Regions from separate parts of the Homo sapiens genome. Here region 1 is linked to region 2. A link is an interaction called in ENCODE POLR2A ChIA-PET data of the cell type or tissue named here. Cell type or tissue: PC-3. All regions are shown on one strand. Region 1 overlaps FBXO34 (F-box protein 34). Region 2 overlaps FBXO34 (F-box protein 34).

Region 1 (8,000 bases), 50 kb after region 2:
ATTCTCATCCTGCATGGGATGGAGCAGAGATTTCATCACACTTCTACAAATGGGGTGCAATTGATAACTTAATTGTTTCTGGAATTTTCCATTTACTATTTTTGGACCATGGTTGACCTTGGGTAACCAAAACCATGGATAAGGATAAACTACTGTATACAAACTTGTAGTCCTGGAGAGAGGTTTGGGTTAGCCACTTGGAGAAACACGTAGGTAATGTTTAGAGCTGTGAGATCCAGTCGGGGTATTCATTCCTAAACTGTTTGAGGTGCCCTGGGGTATTGCAGTGAACTCACAGGATATTTTAAATTTTCCAGGAAAACAGTATGATAGGGTGTGTGTTTGATGCCTGTGTTTTCAAAATGATGTTTAAGATGTAAGCATGTGTGCATTTTGTATTCCCATGGGGCTGGGTCCAGCTGTATGCCTTTGTGTATGTGTACCTAGTATTCTTCACAGAAAGTATAGTACATTAGCAAACAGTTCCCATTTTACTCAAATTGTCCCCCCCGTGTATCAATCAATCCTGTTGCAGAATGATTGTACTTAATGAGAAGTTCCTAGAGAGTGGAGTAGCCTAAAGGCCCAGGAAAGGGCTGAGGGAGATTTGTGAAAAATGTCTTTAAAACGTGGTTTATTTCTAAAATTCATGCAGCTGAGTTCTTTTCTCATATATTGTCCCAGTCTTAAAATTGTTTCAATTTAATTTTATAGAATGTTTGTTGCAGGAATGAATGTGTCGTAGACTCCTCTCCTTAAGATGTGTACTAGTTAACTTTGAGATGACTGAGAAAATTGGGGAGAATTAGTTGGTAATGGATGAGATCAGACATCTTTAGAAGGAACATACTGCAGTAAATCATCTAGAAAGCTTTAGAACAGTCAAGGAAACTAGTTCAGGCTTAGAATATGAACACTTAGAAAGTTAAAAATGCATTCAATTGTTTCACCTGAAGAAAGTGTGTAATAAACCAATTCAGTAATCTTAAAGGATGTTTCACCAGGTTTTATGTTTCTTGACACTTGAATCACTCCTTTTCTAAAGGTTTAACTTTCTATTCAGTAGTATTTTTGAGGAGTCATCTGAGTTTGTTTCTGAGATTTGCAGGAATTGGGTAGAAATGGTGGAATAGGATTAAAATATCTGTGGACCTATTTTTTAAAAACAGCATTTTGGCTTGAAGTCCTTTTTTTTAAGACCAGAAAGAAAATTTCACAGTAATTTGATTTCTCTGATTAAATTTGACTAGCATATTGAATATTTTCTCTTAGCCTCTTTAAGCCTTACTATTCCTCTTTTCCTAATTCCGTGCCAGGAAAACTATCAGCTTTCAGTGGTGTTTTCTTTACCTTTTTGACTAGCGTTTTTACATTAAGATAAAATATATATATATATTTTTAAACTGCTTGACTGGCCTGTTTTTTTGTTTCTCTACTACTGGTGTTCCTCTTCCTCCTTTTCTGTCTTCCCAAATGAGGACCTGTGGAGGGCATTTATCTGTAGTTTTAGATTTGTGCGTTTCTGTAAGTGTGCAAGGAATTTAGAGTTCAGTGGCATCAGATAGCCATGATGTCACTTTTCTCTTCCATCCAAATTTAGTTTTAGTTTTGTAAACTTGGGAAATACTACACTTAATTGCTAACAAACAGCGACTTAAAAATCTGACATTTTAACCTGATTGGTGGGTGTTCTTTCCACATACTTTCCCTTTTAAGTTTTTTTTGTCTCCGTAAGTGTTCTTCTAAATTTGTTTCAAATCTGTTTTAGGAATGGTTTGAGCACACACCAGGATCAGATTCAGTTTCAAAAAGATCTTTCTTTTTGTGCCGTTTTGTTTCTCTCTGTTACCCTGATGTTCTCATCCCATTCTGGATTTGTCATATAAATGGGTGCACTCATACTATATTCTTTTTGTGGGTTTTATTTTTCAAAACTTTTTGTTCTATGATCTGCATGACTGTAAAATAGCTTTCCGAAATCTTATGACTAAGTCATTTGTGGTGATTCACACCTGTAATCCTAGCACTCTGGGAGGCGGAGGTGGGAGGATTGCTTGAGCCCAGGAGTTCAAGACCAGCCTGGGTAACATAGTGAGACATCTCTACAAAAAAAATTAAAGTAAAAAAAAATTAGCTGGGAGTGGTGGTATATGCTTGTGGTCCCAGCTACTTGGGAGGCTGTGGTGGGAGGATGGCTTGAGGCTGGGAGTTCGAGGCTGCAGTGAGCAGTGATCACGCCACTGCACTCGGCCTGGGCAACAGAGTGAGACCCTGGTTCAATCAATCAGTAATTTGTGTATGGCACACACATACCTTGCTCCCTTTTTTCTCCATAGCCTTTTATATACTGTGTACCTTATTAATCTGTCTCTCAGCTAGAACATAACCTTTTCTATGGATGGAGATTTTGTGCTTTGTTCACTTCTGTATCCCCAGTCTCTGAAAGAGTGCTTGGTACATAGCAGATGCTCAGTATATATTGAGTGAGTGAATAAAAGATCTGTTTGATAATTTAGCTCCCAAACTGTGGGATTTGAATAGGAGAAATGATTGCTTGAACATTCAAATTAGAGACAGGAAATTTTTTTTAGACTTGTGAAACAGAAGAAAATTCACCAAGGTTACAGATTGGGCTTCTATTATAATACCCTGATCTCTTTAGGCCCCACTAGGTAGTTTCAATTTGAGCACAATTCCAGTGTTGCATATTTGGAGGAGACTGGCTAGAAATTTCTCCCTTCTTTGTGGTTTTTATTGAATTTCTCTGGTAAAAATATATTAATGGCTTTTCCTATGCCACTCTCATCCTCTCCTGCACTGAATAATTTCTGTTCTGGAGTAGTAGTTTGTAAATTTGAGTAAGGTATGAATTATATCCAAAAGAAGAAATGTATTGAGGTTCTTCAGTATAGATGTAATTTTCTAATTTCTATGTTACAAATATATATGCAGCTATAAAGAGCAAATAAATACATAACACCTCAATATTATTTTGATATTAATTTGGTTAGAGTTTGGAAAACTAAATTGAGGCGTGATATATATATATACACACACACACATACCAACATGGTGTGTGTGTATATATATAAAAAAATATAAAATATATAAAAATATATATAAAATATATAAAAATATATATATACCAACATGGTGTGTGTATATATATATATGTGTATATATATATATATATGTATATATATATGTATATATATATGTATATATATATGTGTGTATATATATATATATGTATATATATATATATATACCACCATGGTGTATATATAAATATATATATATATACACCACCGGGGTGTATATATAAAAATATATATATACACCACCGGGGTGTATATATAAAAATATATATATACACCACCATGGTGTATATATAAAAATATATATATACACCACCGTGGTGTATATATAAAAATATATATATACACCACCGTGGTGTATATATAAAAATATATATATACACCACCGTGGTGTATATATAAAAATATATATATACCACCGTGGTGGTATATATAAAAATATATATATATATACCACCGTGGTGGTATGTATAAATATATATATATATTTAAATATATATATAAATTTAATATATAACTCATTCTCACTACTTTTCTCCACTTGAACTGCAACTGGAATCTTTGATCACACATCTTCTGGCTTTCATTTTCATTCATTAAATCAGGTTTGCTAGCACATTGGAGCATAGTAGGTGTTAAATCGTTAGTAAATGCACGAGCTCTAAAGTACATCCTTTTTGATTATCCTTGGGCATTTTTCTCACCTATACATTCCATACATAGTAGCAATAATTATGGCAAATGTTACTGTCCTTCAAAGTGTCGTTATGTAAAAATGAACTGATTTTTAAAAGGTCTGCCTAAGTGTGAACCGAGGTCTGGAGCTATCACCTCTTCATAAGATCCCAGGTAATGCAGATTAACTTCTGTTTTGCATCTGGGTAATGTTTAATTATTTGTTGATTATTGTAGAAGTGTTTTTGGATAAAAAGCTCTTTCTCAGATTGTCTTTTACTTTGCTTTCTAAAACTAGGAGGGAAGTATAATACATGATGGGACTGAGTGTTAGTATGGACATATTGTCAAATGTTTTCATAGGGAGAACTTGGTGTACCTCATTATTTAGATTTTTTTATAACTTAAAATGTGGTATGTTTTGAACTTTTAGTTTATCAGAAAATGTTGACTTTTGATGTAATGGCTACTTCTGTAGCTACGGTGATCTTCAGCAAGTTTCACTTTCTAAACTTTTATCTTTTCTGTGCAGTGGTTGCAGGTTGTGAGGTATGGAGATACTGAGGGGTACGAGGCACTGTTTGTGGTGACATGAGAGCCACTAGCGGACAGAGACTGGGGAGAAGGATTGATCAGCTGGCGCATTAGCCCCAAGATGCAGGTGAATTTGGGAACAGAAAGAGGGCCAAATGAGATGTTTGTGAAAATACTTTGTCGATTTAAAACATTCCTTCCAGCTCAGGTGCTGTTATGTTTAGGGAAGATGTGCGTGTTTTCTCTTTCTAGTGGGCTATTGTTAGCTACAAGGTGACCTTGCCTCCTGCTTTGAGGGAGAAGGAAAAAGCTGGACCCACAAGACACAAATCCCAGCAGTCTGTGGTTACTGCTGGAATGATTACTGTTCTTTATTTGTACTATTAGTTGTCTCTAAGATTGGTAACAGGAAAGTGAGAATAAGCTTACTCTCAGAAATTTTTGTTGAGGGAGTTTTGTATAATTTCTGACTATTACCACATTCCCCTTTACTTCGACCCTCTTGGTTTTGCTGTTTGCTGTGCTCTAGTTTTACCATCTAATAACCCAGCACTAAAATCTGATCTTGGGTATCAGATTCTCCTTTGTGGTTTGGTTTGTTAATAATTGAAGTACCTAATGGTTCTGGGTGTGAACTGTGCATACTTGACAATCTAGAACCAGGGAAGTGAGTTTCCTATTGAAGTAATTAATAAAACCTTGTGGCTCTTAAAAATATATAAAAACTGTTACACAGAAATAACCAAAATGTAAACTTAACAGGATATAGTTTAATTATGTTTTTATAACATAAACCTTAAAGATAGAAGTATTTTTAAGCTTGTTGGTGTCCTGTTCCTTTCTAGTTTGGGTGTGTAGGAGTCTTTTTTATCAGGAATTTTGTTAGTGCTAATGCTGGGGTGGCTTTTTTTTTTTAAATCTATGTAAACATGACCCTATTAGACAGCTGTGTTTAATGTAGTAAAGACTCATGGGGAGACTTTATAGTGTTTCTTGTTGGGACTTAGTGTCTGTATATTTTAGTATTTAAAGGATGTGGTTTGGTGCTTTGAAAATGAGAGGGAGGTCACCTAACTCATAGCTGAATGCCTGCGTGTCTAGATTGTTCCGTCCTGGAGGTTATTAACAACATGAAAGTTGTTTTTATTCTAGTTAAACTGATAGTATTAAGTTAAATAACTTTATTGTGGAAGTGTTTGTTTACACATGGCTGCTGAGTAGAATTTTCCTTAAAATCTGATTACATAGGAATGTTTTAGTAAATAGAGTGCTGGAAAAAAGCTGCTACACAAGCCAGAGCCTGTTGTGCTTTGCAGAACAGTAACCAAGATGAAGAGTGGCCTCTTTTTCTCCACCTTTTCCACCGCTCATCTCAGAGAAAGCAGGGCGCTAATCAGGTGGAGCTGCTTAATTGCATTAAGTTCATGGGCTGCTCAAGGGTTGATTAGTCAGACTCATAAACTTCCAGTTATGAGATGCTTGCTGACTGGCTGGTTTAAGTCCTTAGGGTTTGATGCACATTCACTCTAATGAGTACTTACATGTACAGGGCACTGTGCTGTGTGCCCTGTGATGGACACAGAAAAGAATAAGATTACTTCTATCTTGAAGACAGGGTAGAACCTGGGAAGTGTCCCAGGGTAGAAACTGGGAAGGCACAGTTCTGGGAATTCAACGGAGGCATGTAGTTAGTAGCCATTGGGTAATATTGATGGGGTGGGGGTGGGGCAGTAGATGTGATCTGGGCAACGAGGAGCCAGTTGGAGAAGTGGTTTCAGTAGTTGCAGTGGGTAAAGCATGATAAAGATGCTCACAAAGCAGAGAGGAAAAGTAAAATTGACAGGATCAGGCCACTGTGAACATGAAGGGCAAGTTAGAGGAACTCAGGCGGAAGCTCTTCATCAGGAGCCCTGGAGCTTTCCCCAAAATCCTACCAAAATCACTTATGTATGTGCTTTGGTATTTTTGGGTGGCAGAGAACTTAGACCTTTTCTCACATGTTCGGAAGGGTCCAGCATCCAAAAAAGATTGACCACTGCTGCGCTGAGTTTTCATCCATTGGTGACAAGATGGTCAGACTTCTAGAGAAATAAGGTAGTTTTGTGGTAGAACAAACTCTTCCTTGTGGGAGGTATAGTGGGATTTGGGGAATAGGGTTTATGAAATGGTCCCCAGAGTGGGATGGCTTGCCTTTTCAAACTGGGTTTCCCACCCAGCAAGTTAAGTTGACCCATTGCAGTGGATTGAGTGGAGGGCAGGTGAAGGGCAGGTGTTTTCAAGTCAAAGGAGTTCAGGTGAAGGGCAGGTGCTTTTAGTCAAAGGAGTTCCTTAGCATTATTTCCTCCTTTATTTGGAGATCAGATTGAAGATGTAGGGGACTAGAATGCAGTTGTAGTTTGTGGTGTTTACTTTTTATGGAAAAGTGCCTCTTATGTGAAAAGTCTTCTGTGCTTGATCCTGGGGGTAGGGGGGTTATAAAAATGTCATACCTGGGATCCTGCCCTTAAGGAGTTGATGGTAGGTAATGCTTTCCTTTGGCTTTTTGTTCATCTTGAGTCTGTGTATGTTCAGTTATCTTCAGCCATTTCCTGGGCAATGGGAAACATTTCTGTTAAAACAAACTTCTGACTTTGATCTGTGACTTATATTTCTTTTTAGATAATGAAGAACCACTGGGATTAGAGGGTGTATAAAATACAATAATAAGTATAGTGTATGTAGGAACCTCTGTACAACCAATTTGGTGACTTTTAGGCAACTCATTTGACTATTTGACTGTTTGTTACATGAGTGTGCATTTGGCTTTGTTTAAAATTCCTCTATAAAGCACATTTTAAAAAATGACCCAGTACTTAGTATATAAGATGAACTGCCATTTGTATAATTGATCATTTAAAAATGCTTATTATACTTTTAATCAATCAGTTTCCATGTTTATGAAATGGGAATAATTATTATATCTAGCTCATAGAATTGTCCTGAAGATGAAATTTATATCCATATATACATAATGAAGCTCTTTAGAGCAATGTATAACTACATGCCAACTGTTCAAAAAATATTAATGGCTACATCACTATTAATATTTTAAAATTAGTACTGTCATTTTCCCTTCCTACATGACTGAATGTAGGAGGTGACTATTTTTGTTATAAAAGGATTTCCAATGAGATACCTTTGAATGGTAAAATTTCCTATGCATTTATTTAAATGTTTATATATATATGTCTTTAAAGTATGAAAGTTAAGTGCACTTATACAAGGCAGATTCAGGTACTAATTAAACTGCTCATTTAGATTACAGAATGAGGGACTGAAAATTATATGTATTTAATTAGGAATTGGATTGATTGGTCTTGACTGCTGTTGTCTTTCAGTTCTTTTTTATTGTTATACTTCCCATGTGTTTGTCTCCTTTTCTTTTTATCTTTTAAAAATTGCTTTCTGATTTATTTCCTGTTCAGTTTTCAGTAATGGGTGTAGAATAGGGCAAGAACTTATGTTGGTGCCCGTTGTTTGAACCAGGAAGGAGCAACTGCATCAGACAGCCTGGGGCTCAGTTGGGAGGGACTTCAGATCAGTCCCTGCAGAGCTGCCTGGCCCAGGGAACCACTGAATTCCAGTTTCCTAACTCCAAATCGGACAGTTTGTGGGTCTACACTGTATGTACATAATGAACATTTTAAGGCTCAT
Region 2 (8,000 bases):
ATTGAAAACTGTATCATTTAGATTTTTTTAATGCAGATGTAACAGAAAACCAACTCAAATTCACTGGCTCACAATATTAAAAAGTCCAAAGTTGAGGCTTGATTCAGTTATACTTGTGTGATCAGACTTAATCTTTCTCTTCCTTTATTTAATGAGCTCAGCTTCCGTGGTTTTGGTCCCTTTGTGTTCACATGTTTGTTGCAGCTCAAGCCCTACAACCTCATGCTATCAAGTCCAGAGGAAAATACATAGGACTACTGTACAAAGAAAACTAGTTACATTAAAATGTAGTTATAAAAGTATTTTAAAAAATTGTTGGTAATACCTGTTTCTTTTTTTGAGACAGGTGCTTGATCTGTTGCCTAGGCTGGAGTACAGTGGTGCTAACAAGGCTCACTGCAGCTGAACCTCCTAGGCTCAAGTGATCTTCTCACCTCAGCCTTCTGAGTAGCTGGGACCACAGGTGCGCACCACCACACGCAGCTAATTTTTAAATTTTTTGTAGAGATGAGGTCTCGCCATGTTGCCCAGGCTAGTCTCGAGTTCCTGGGCTCAAGCCATCCTCCTGCCTTGGCCTCCCAAAATGCTGGGATTATAGGCGTGAGCCACCATGCCCACCCTGTTTCTTTATTAAAGAGATTTAGTGAAGGCCGGGCGTGGTGGCTCACGCCTGTAATCCCAGCACTTTAGGAGGCCGAGGTGGGTGGATCACGAGGTCAGGAGACCAGCCTGGTCAAGATGGTGAAACCCCATCTACTAAAAATACAAAAATTAGCTGGGCATGGTGGTGGGTGCCTGTAATCCCAGCTACTTGGTAGGCTGAGGCAGAGAATTGCTTGAACCCGGGAGACGGAGGCTGCAGTGAGCTGAGGTCATGCCACTGCACTCCAGCCTGGGCGACATAAGCGAGACTCCGTCAAAAAAAAAAAAAAAGGAAAAAATATATTTAGTGGGGTCTAATAATTTCCAAGTGGTGATGAGTATTATTACTATTTGGAGGTATCTGTAACGAAAGATCATGTGATAGGAAAATAAATAAACTGTGATTTCTACTGGTGACAAAATGAACAGATATTGCTAATATAATACTATTGTGGTGTTTTGGCTGAATTCACAGTGAAAGGAAATGCTAAATTTCAGTTAGAGGTTAAAGTAAAGATGTAATTTGTTTTTCTCAGTTTAACGACACCCTGAATTCTATATATAAACCCTTGGAGTATGTGTGAACCTCAGCTTAAGAACCACTGCTAGAAGAGTTTCTCTTCCTAGAAGTTCAAGAAATGTATTCTTGTGTCTCATTGACTTTGGGTTATGTTGTCATTTCTGAATGAACCATTAAGGCAAGAGAAATAGGATTTGCTAATTAGTTTAGCCAGCCTGGGCCTACCTCTGGAGCTGGGGGTCATTCCCTCCTAACCAGCATCATGGGAGAGGAAGTGGATTTCCAAGGGAAAATCAAGAAGCAGTGGATGGCAGGATCTGGAAGAATTTGCTAAGTGCCCCTAAATAAAGAGCCAGTAGATACTGAGTAGCAAATAGCATTATGTCCATCCTCTCCCTTTACCTCCATGGTCAACCAGTCATTAAGTTTTAGTGAAACTTTCATTTGCATTTGCCTTTTTGTGTTTAGTCTCTTTGATAATATCTTAAACCTCCAGTGTGGTAGTGTGTGGATTAGTCCATTGGATTGTGGAAAGAAAAATATTGAAACTTCTGTTTATTCTTCTCATCCTACTAGTATTTATATACATTTTATATGTATGTAAAATATATTAGTACATGATATATGTACATACATGTATATATATCACATCATATTTGTGGGTACATGTTAAAAATGTTTTAAAAAATGGGAATGGGAGAACCAGAAAAGTTGAGATAACTATGTAGAGCAGCGCTGTTGAGTAGAAATAGCCCTCTATCTGTGGGTTTATCATCCATGGATCCAACCAACCTCAGATGGAAAATACCTGAGGAAAAAAAATTACATCTGTATTGAACGTGTACAGATTATTTTTTTCTTGTCATGACAGTACAGCATAACTCTTTACATAGCGTTTACATTGTATTAGGTATTTTAAGTAATCTAGAGTTTGTTTAAAGTATGCGGTAGAATGTGCGTAGGTTATATGCAAATACTACACCATTTTATATCAGGAACTTTTTTTTTTTTTTTTTGAGATGGAGTCTCACTCTGTCACCCAGGCTGGAGTGCAGTGGCGCGATCTTGGTTCACTGCAAGCTCCGCCTCCCAGGTTCACACCATTCTCCTGCCTCAGCCTCCCAAGTAGCTGGGACTACAGGTGCCCGCCACCTCGCCCGGCTAATTTTTTGTATTTTTAGTAGAGACGGGGTTTCACCATGTTAGCCAGGATGGTCTCGATCTCCTGACCTCGTGATCCTCCCGCCTCAGCCTTCCGAAGTGCTGGGATTACAGGCGTGAACCACCACGCCCAGCCATATATCAGGAACTTGAGCATCCATGGAGTTTGGTGTCCAAGGGAGGTCCTGGAACCAATCCGCCATGGATACTGAGGGATGACTATAATATGAACCTTGTATGTATGTAATTTACCATTTTCTAGTTAGCCACATTAAAAAAGGAAAAAGAAACAGGTGAAAAATATTTAAAAAATACGTTAACACAATATATCCAGAACATGATTTCACATTGAAATCAATATAAAAATTACTGAAATAGTTTACAGTCTGGTGTGCATTTTAGACTTAAAGCATATCCCTTTGGGCATGGTAGCCCATGCCTGTAGTCCTAGCTGCTTGGGAGGCTGAGGCAGGAGAATCTCTTGAACACAGGAGTTTTAGGTTATGGTGAGCTATGATCGTGCCACTGGACTCCAGCCTGGATGACAGAGTGAGACCCGACTCCTTAAAAAAAAAAAAAAAAAAAAAGCACATCTCAGTTCAGACTACTAATATTTCAGGTGCCAAAGGCCACATGTGGTTAGTGGCTGCTGTATTGGATAGGACAGATCTAGACCAATGATCATTGTGAATTTAGATTTCTGTAATTGTCTCTATGACGTTTTTTTATAATTCCATATTTGCCCCCTTCAATCTTATACACAGTTGGCAGGTTAGTTGGACAAAAATTCCAGCGGGATGATGTTACTCTCCAAATGAGAACCTGCTCTAGGTTTAGACGTCATAAGATAGTCCCACCCTTCCTCTTCATTTTCTGGGACTCCCTGCAATAAACCTGGTATTCAGGCAGTTTCCTCAGCCTTGCTTTCTCCTTTCATTTCTCCAAATATTACATCTGTTTTACGAAGTCTATTCCCATAAAACCTTGTTGGACTCACCAATCCCTCTGTAACATCCTTACCATTTCCCAAATTTCTATGGTGTATATTGAGTACTTAGCCACTCAGCACGTTGGCATTTCATTGTATACTGTTGCTTGTTGCTCTTTGTTTCACGTGTAATGAGCCTTATCTCCCCTAATAAATTCTAAGCTTCATATATTATCCCTGAATTGTAGGCACATATCGAAGGCTTAGCTTTTCCTTATCTTTAGAAAGGACATAGCTGGGCTATGTAAATTTGTAGCTTTACGTTTTTTTGAAATGAATTGTTTATTCCAGTAAGTTTCATTTTTAAATTTAGCTTTTTTTTTTTTTTTTTTTTTTTTGATACAGAGTCTTATTCTGTTGCCAGGCTGGAGTGCAGTGGCACGATCTCGGCTCTCTGCAATCTCCGCCTCCCGGGTTCAAGCGATTCCCCTGCCTCAGCCTCCCGAGCAGCTGGGACTACAGGCGCATGCCACCATGCCTGGCTAATTTTCTGTATTTTAGTAGACAGGGTTTCTCCATGTTGGCCAAGATGATCTTGATCTCCTTACCTCATGATCCGCCCGCCTCAGCCTCCCAAAGTGCTGGGATTACAGGCCTGAGCCACCGCGCCCCGCCAAATTTAGCTTTTTGACTCTGTGCTTGTGCTTTCAACACTTTCACAATGATTTTCTGCTTCTTGATAAGGAAGGCACCCTTGATCCTGTCATGGATTCATTTAGCACACATTGGACCACGATAGGCCCTGCTGACATGTTTTTTTCATTGTAGACAGCATTATAAGAACTTTAAATCTCACGGCACAAACCCCTCGAAGTCTGTCTGGGCACATGCCACATGCCAATCTTGTGCCTTTCCCAACCTTCTTGGTTGGTAAACAGTTCTATTGCCAGGGGCTTGGGACACCCTATTTCTGTTGAAGGCTGTGTTGTAGGAAAGCTGATGATTGTATGTCATACACTGGACCATTCTGAGTGACTGTAGACAATGTCCCCGGAAAAAAAAGCAGTTGCTGTGTTTTCTACTCTGCTTGTTAACTTAGACACTTTTTAGCAGATTCATTTGTAGGAGTTGGTGTTCATTTGCTTTATGACAATTAAAAAGATTAATTTTGTTCATTGAGTAGTTTATTTGAAACTGTAGAATCATTCTTGGAACTACAGAATAGGGAATTATTGATTAGTTGGAGTTTCTGAAGATGAAATTTGAGTTTCGTAAGGTAGTCTCAAAGGACACTTTTGCTTTATTGTCCAGAAACCAGGAGAGGCAAACTTGTTTCCAAAGTAGGGCAAGAGGTTTTATTTCAAGTTCAGTCATCAGGATTATTCTCTGGAGGTTGTCAGTACTTTTTTACAAACCCTAGTCACTTTAACCCTAGGGAATAGGTTTCTCTTGTTCAGGCTGTCTTCTTTCTTGGATGAAGAGCTCTACCATCGTCACTATATTTTAGCTCATTTGTGGAACGAAGGACTATCAAAATGTTTCCTGAAAATAAGTCCAGGGAGGGCCTTAAGAGCTTTATGCTTTATTGAATCGTCTTTCATTTGACATTTTCTTTGCTGTATTTTACTTAACATAGGCTATGATTAGATTGATAAAAAGCTAAAAAAAAATACACCAACATTTTTAACTTGTGGAATTTCACAGCCGATTTATTACAACCTATTTTATATGCGAGGTAGTATGTTAAGTGTATTAGTTATATTTCCATCACTTTTTCTTTTAGCATAATTTTACAGATATTTATATTCTTTGGCAAATAGCAGTCTGTAAGAATTTATTCTTTTTTTCTTTCTTTTTTTTTTTTTTTGAGACAGTCTCACTCTGTTGCCCAGGCTGGAGTGCAGTGGTGTGATCTCAGCTCACTGCAACCTCCACCCCCTGGGTTCAAGCGATTCTCCTGCCTCAGCCTCCTGAGTAGCTGGGATTACAGGAGCCAACCACCATGCCCGACTAATGTATTTTTAGTAGGGATGGGGTTTCACCATGTTGGTTAGGCTGTTCTTGAACTCCTAACCTCATGATCCGCCTGCTTTGGCCTCCCAAAGTGCTGGGATTACAGGCACGTGAGCCACCATGCCCAGCCAAGAATTTATTCTTTTTATTTAACACTTTGTGTTTTCCCCCCTTTTAGGTAAATATAATAAAATTGGTTATTAAAGTCCAAAAAAATACTAACTTTACTGGAGAGTTCACATTTTTGTTTTATTAGCTGGTAGGAGGTTATAACTTTTCCTAAAATTAAAACGTGACTTTACATTCTAAGACTATGTGTGTGTGTGTGTGTGTGTGTGTGTGTGTCTGTGTGTGTGTGTATGTGTATGTATGTGTATGTATTTTTAGAGGTAGGGTCTCATTCTTTTGCTCAGACTGCAGTGCAGTGGCACGGTCATAGCTTACTGCAGCCTCAGACTCCTGAGCTCAAGCAGTCCTCTTGCCTCAGCCTCTTGAGTAGCTAGGACTTACAAGCATGCACCACCATGCCTAGTGCTAATTGCATGTATTTTTAAGACTGTAGGGTATAAAATTTTTTTACACTTAAAAATTACAGTATATGGGTTGGGTGCGGTGGCTCACGCTTGCAGTCCCAGCACTTTGGAAGGCTGATGCTCATAGATCACCTGAGGTCAGGAGTTCGAGACCAGCCTGACCAACATGGTGAAACCCTGTCTCTACTAAAAATACAAAATTAGCCGGGCGTGGTGGTACATGTCTGTAATCCCAGCTACTCGGGAGGCTGAGGCAGGAGAATCTCTTGAACTCGGAGGTGGAGGTTGCAGTGAGCCGAGGTTGTGCCATTGCACTCCAGCCTGGGCAACAAGAGTGAACCTCTGTCTCCAAAAAAAAAAAAAAAAAAAGTGAATGATTTATTTTCTTCTCTTTTTATTTGATTCAGGGACCTAGCCTCTGGATTTTGAGTGTTTGTGGTTACCTAAAATTTTGTTACTTTTTTTTTTTTTTTTTGAAACAGGGTCTCTGTCACCCAAGCTAGAGTGTAGTGGTGCATTCTTAGCTCACTGCACCTCAACCACCCAGGCTCAAGCAATCTTTCCATCTCATCCTCCTGAGTAGATGGGACTACAGGCATGTGCCACCACGTCCAGCTGATTTTTGTATCTTTTGTAGAGATAGGGTTTCACGCCTTTGCCCAGGCTGGTCTTGAATTCCTGGACTCAAGTGATCCTCCCTCCTCAGCCTCCCAAAATGCTGTGAGAGTGCAGGCTTGAGCACCATATCTGGCCTTACCTTGGTTCTTACTGCAGTTGTCTTGTTTTGTTTTGTGAATCTTTACCATGTTTATCTTGCTTTTAATTGTCCTATTTTAAAATGCAGAGAACATTCTCTCTGGCCAGGTGAGGTTAAAAAAAAAAAAAAACTGCAAAGATCAGTTGTAAAGCTTCTTTCAAGAATTGTTCCGGCCGGGCACAGTGGCTCACGCCTGTAATACCAGCAGTTTGGGAAGCCGAGGTGGGCGGATCACGTGAGTTCAGGAGTTTGAGACCAGCCTGACCAACATGGAGAAACCCTGTCTCTACTAAAAATACAAAATTAGCCAGGCGTGGTGGCGCATTCCTGGAATCCCAGCTACTTGGGCTGATTCAGAAGAATGGCTTGAACCCAGGAGGCAGAGGTTGCAGTGAGCCGAGGTAGTGCAGTTGCACTCCAGCCTGGGCAACAAGAGCGAAACTCTGTCTCAGAAAAAAAAAAAAAATTGTTCTTTCTCCTGGGAGTCGAGGAACAGCATGTTACCTAAGGTGGGGTGAAGGGAGGTTTCCAGGTTGGAAACAGAGCAGGTCAAAACTCCCATGCTGATCAGTAGTGGGATCGTGCCTGTGAATAACCACTGCCGTCCAGCATTGGCAACATAGTGAGACTCTGTCTCTTTAAAAAAAAAAAAATTCCTTTATGAACACTTCATGGGATTTCCTCCATCCCCTTTTAGGGGACATAACTAGAAGGAGAACATGCCTCCTTAAAAGGTATTAGTTTTAGCAATTAAAATCTCCCTGCCAGCTCATTTGTTGGTCTACTTAAATATTCAAGTTTTATTTCATTAAAGGTCTTTTCAGGTGTTTCAAGTGTTCCTTTAACCGAACACTTGTTGAACTGAACACTTGTTCATGTTTCTCATGTTTAATGGCTATGATTTAAATACATGTTGGTGTTACTGAAGTCATAATCCAGTGAGAATTCCTGTTAAAAGTGTTAAGATTTTGGACTCTTGCATAAGTCCCTTAAGGAGTGGTCTGACAGTTACTAATCTTTGTTTCCCATAGAATCAGGAATACCCTCTATCTTTAGATGTTCAGTCAAAATTCGTTAGAATTGAATTTGAGTAACCCACATGCTTGTATTTATACTGCTTATTTAGTATTCATGGAGAATGCTGTATGAAAATTTGATTAGTTCTTTTTTTTCCTTCCAAATTCCTTCCAATCAATAACTTAGAAGAGAAAATTAATCTCTACCTCTTTCCCTTCCCAATTTGTAAAAAATGAGTGTAACTTCCCATCTTTCTACTTTTAAAGGATGTTAGACTTCTTGGTTTATTAAAGTAAGAGTGATATTCTTGAAGATTCGACGTGAATTCAATTTAATGTTCTTGGCAGACACAAACTTAGTTTTTTTCCCTTTTAGAAGAAAACCATATCAAGCCTTCATTAATGAACCTCGGTGTAACTTTTGGCTTTC

The links. Peaks named below come from ENCODE experiments on the same cell type or tissue, not always from the same donor. Only the 100,000 strongest peaks of a DNase experiment are listed, where the experiment ranks them.
Region 1: POLR2A ChIA-PET joins it to region 2 with 12 read pairs; 18 of 35 experiments call an interaction of 5 or more read pairs at or near these places.

The regions. Positions count from the first base shown.
Region 1 is chr14:55,328,512-55,336,511 of GRCh38, forward strand. All of the region lies in intron 1 of FBXO34 (F-box protein 34), which reads left to right. Among named protein-coding and RNA genes, the nearest start is that of FBXO34-AS1, 60 kb to the left of the region's middle. RefSeq lists an enhancer at 1-181. In PC-3, no CTCF peak of the experiment used is centred here; a DNase peak (open chromatin) is centred at 2,010; H3K27ac peaks cover 1,092 bases.
Region 2 is chr14:55,278,367-55,286,366 of GRCh38, forward strand. The region is part of intron 1 of FBXO34 (F-box protein 34); the gene reads left to right. It also overlaps the pseudogene RPL34P28. Among named protein-coding and RNA genes, the nearest start is that of FBXO34-AS1, 10 kb to the left of the region's middle. RefSeq lists an enhancer at 1,245-1,344. In PC-3, no CTCF peak of the experiment used is centred here; no DNase peak of the experiment used is centred here.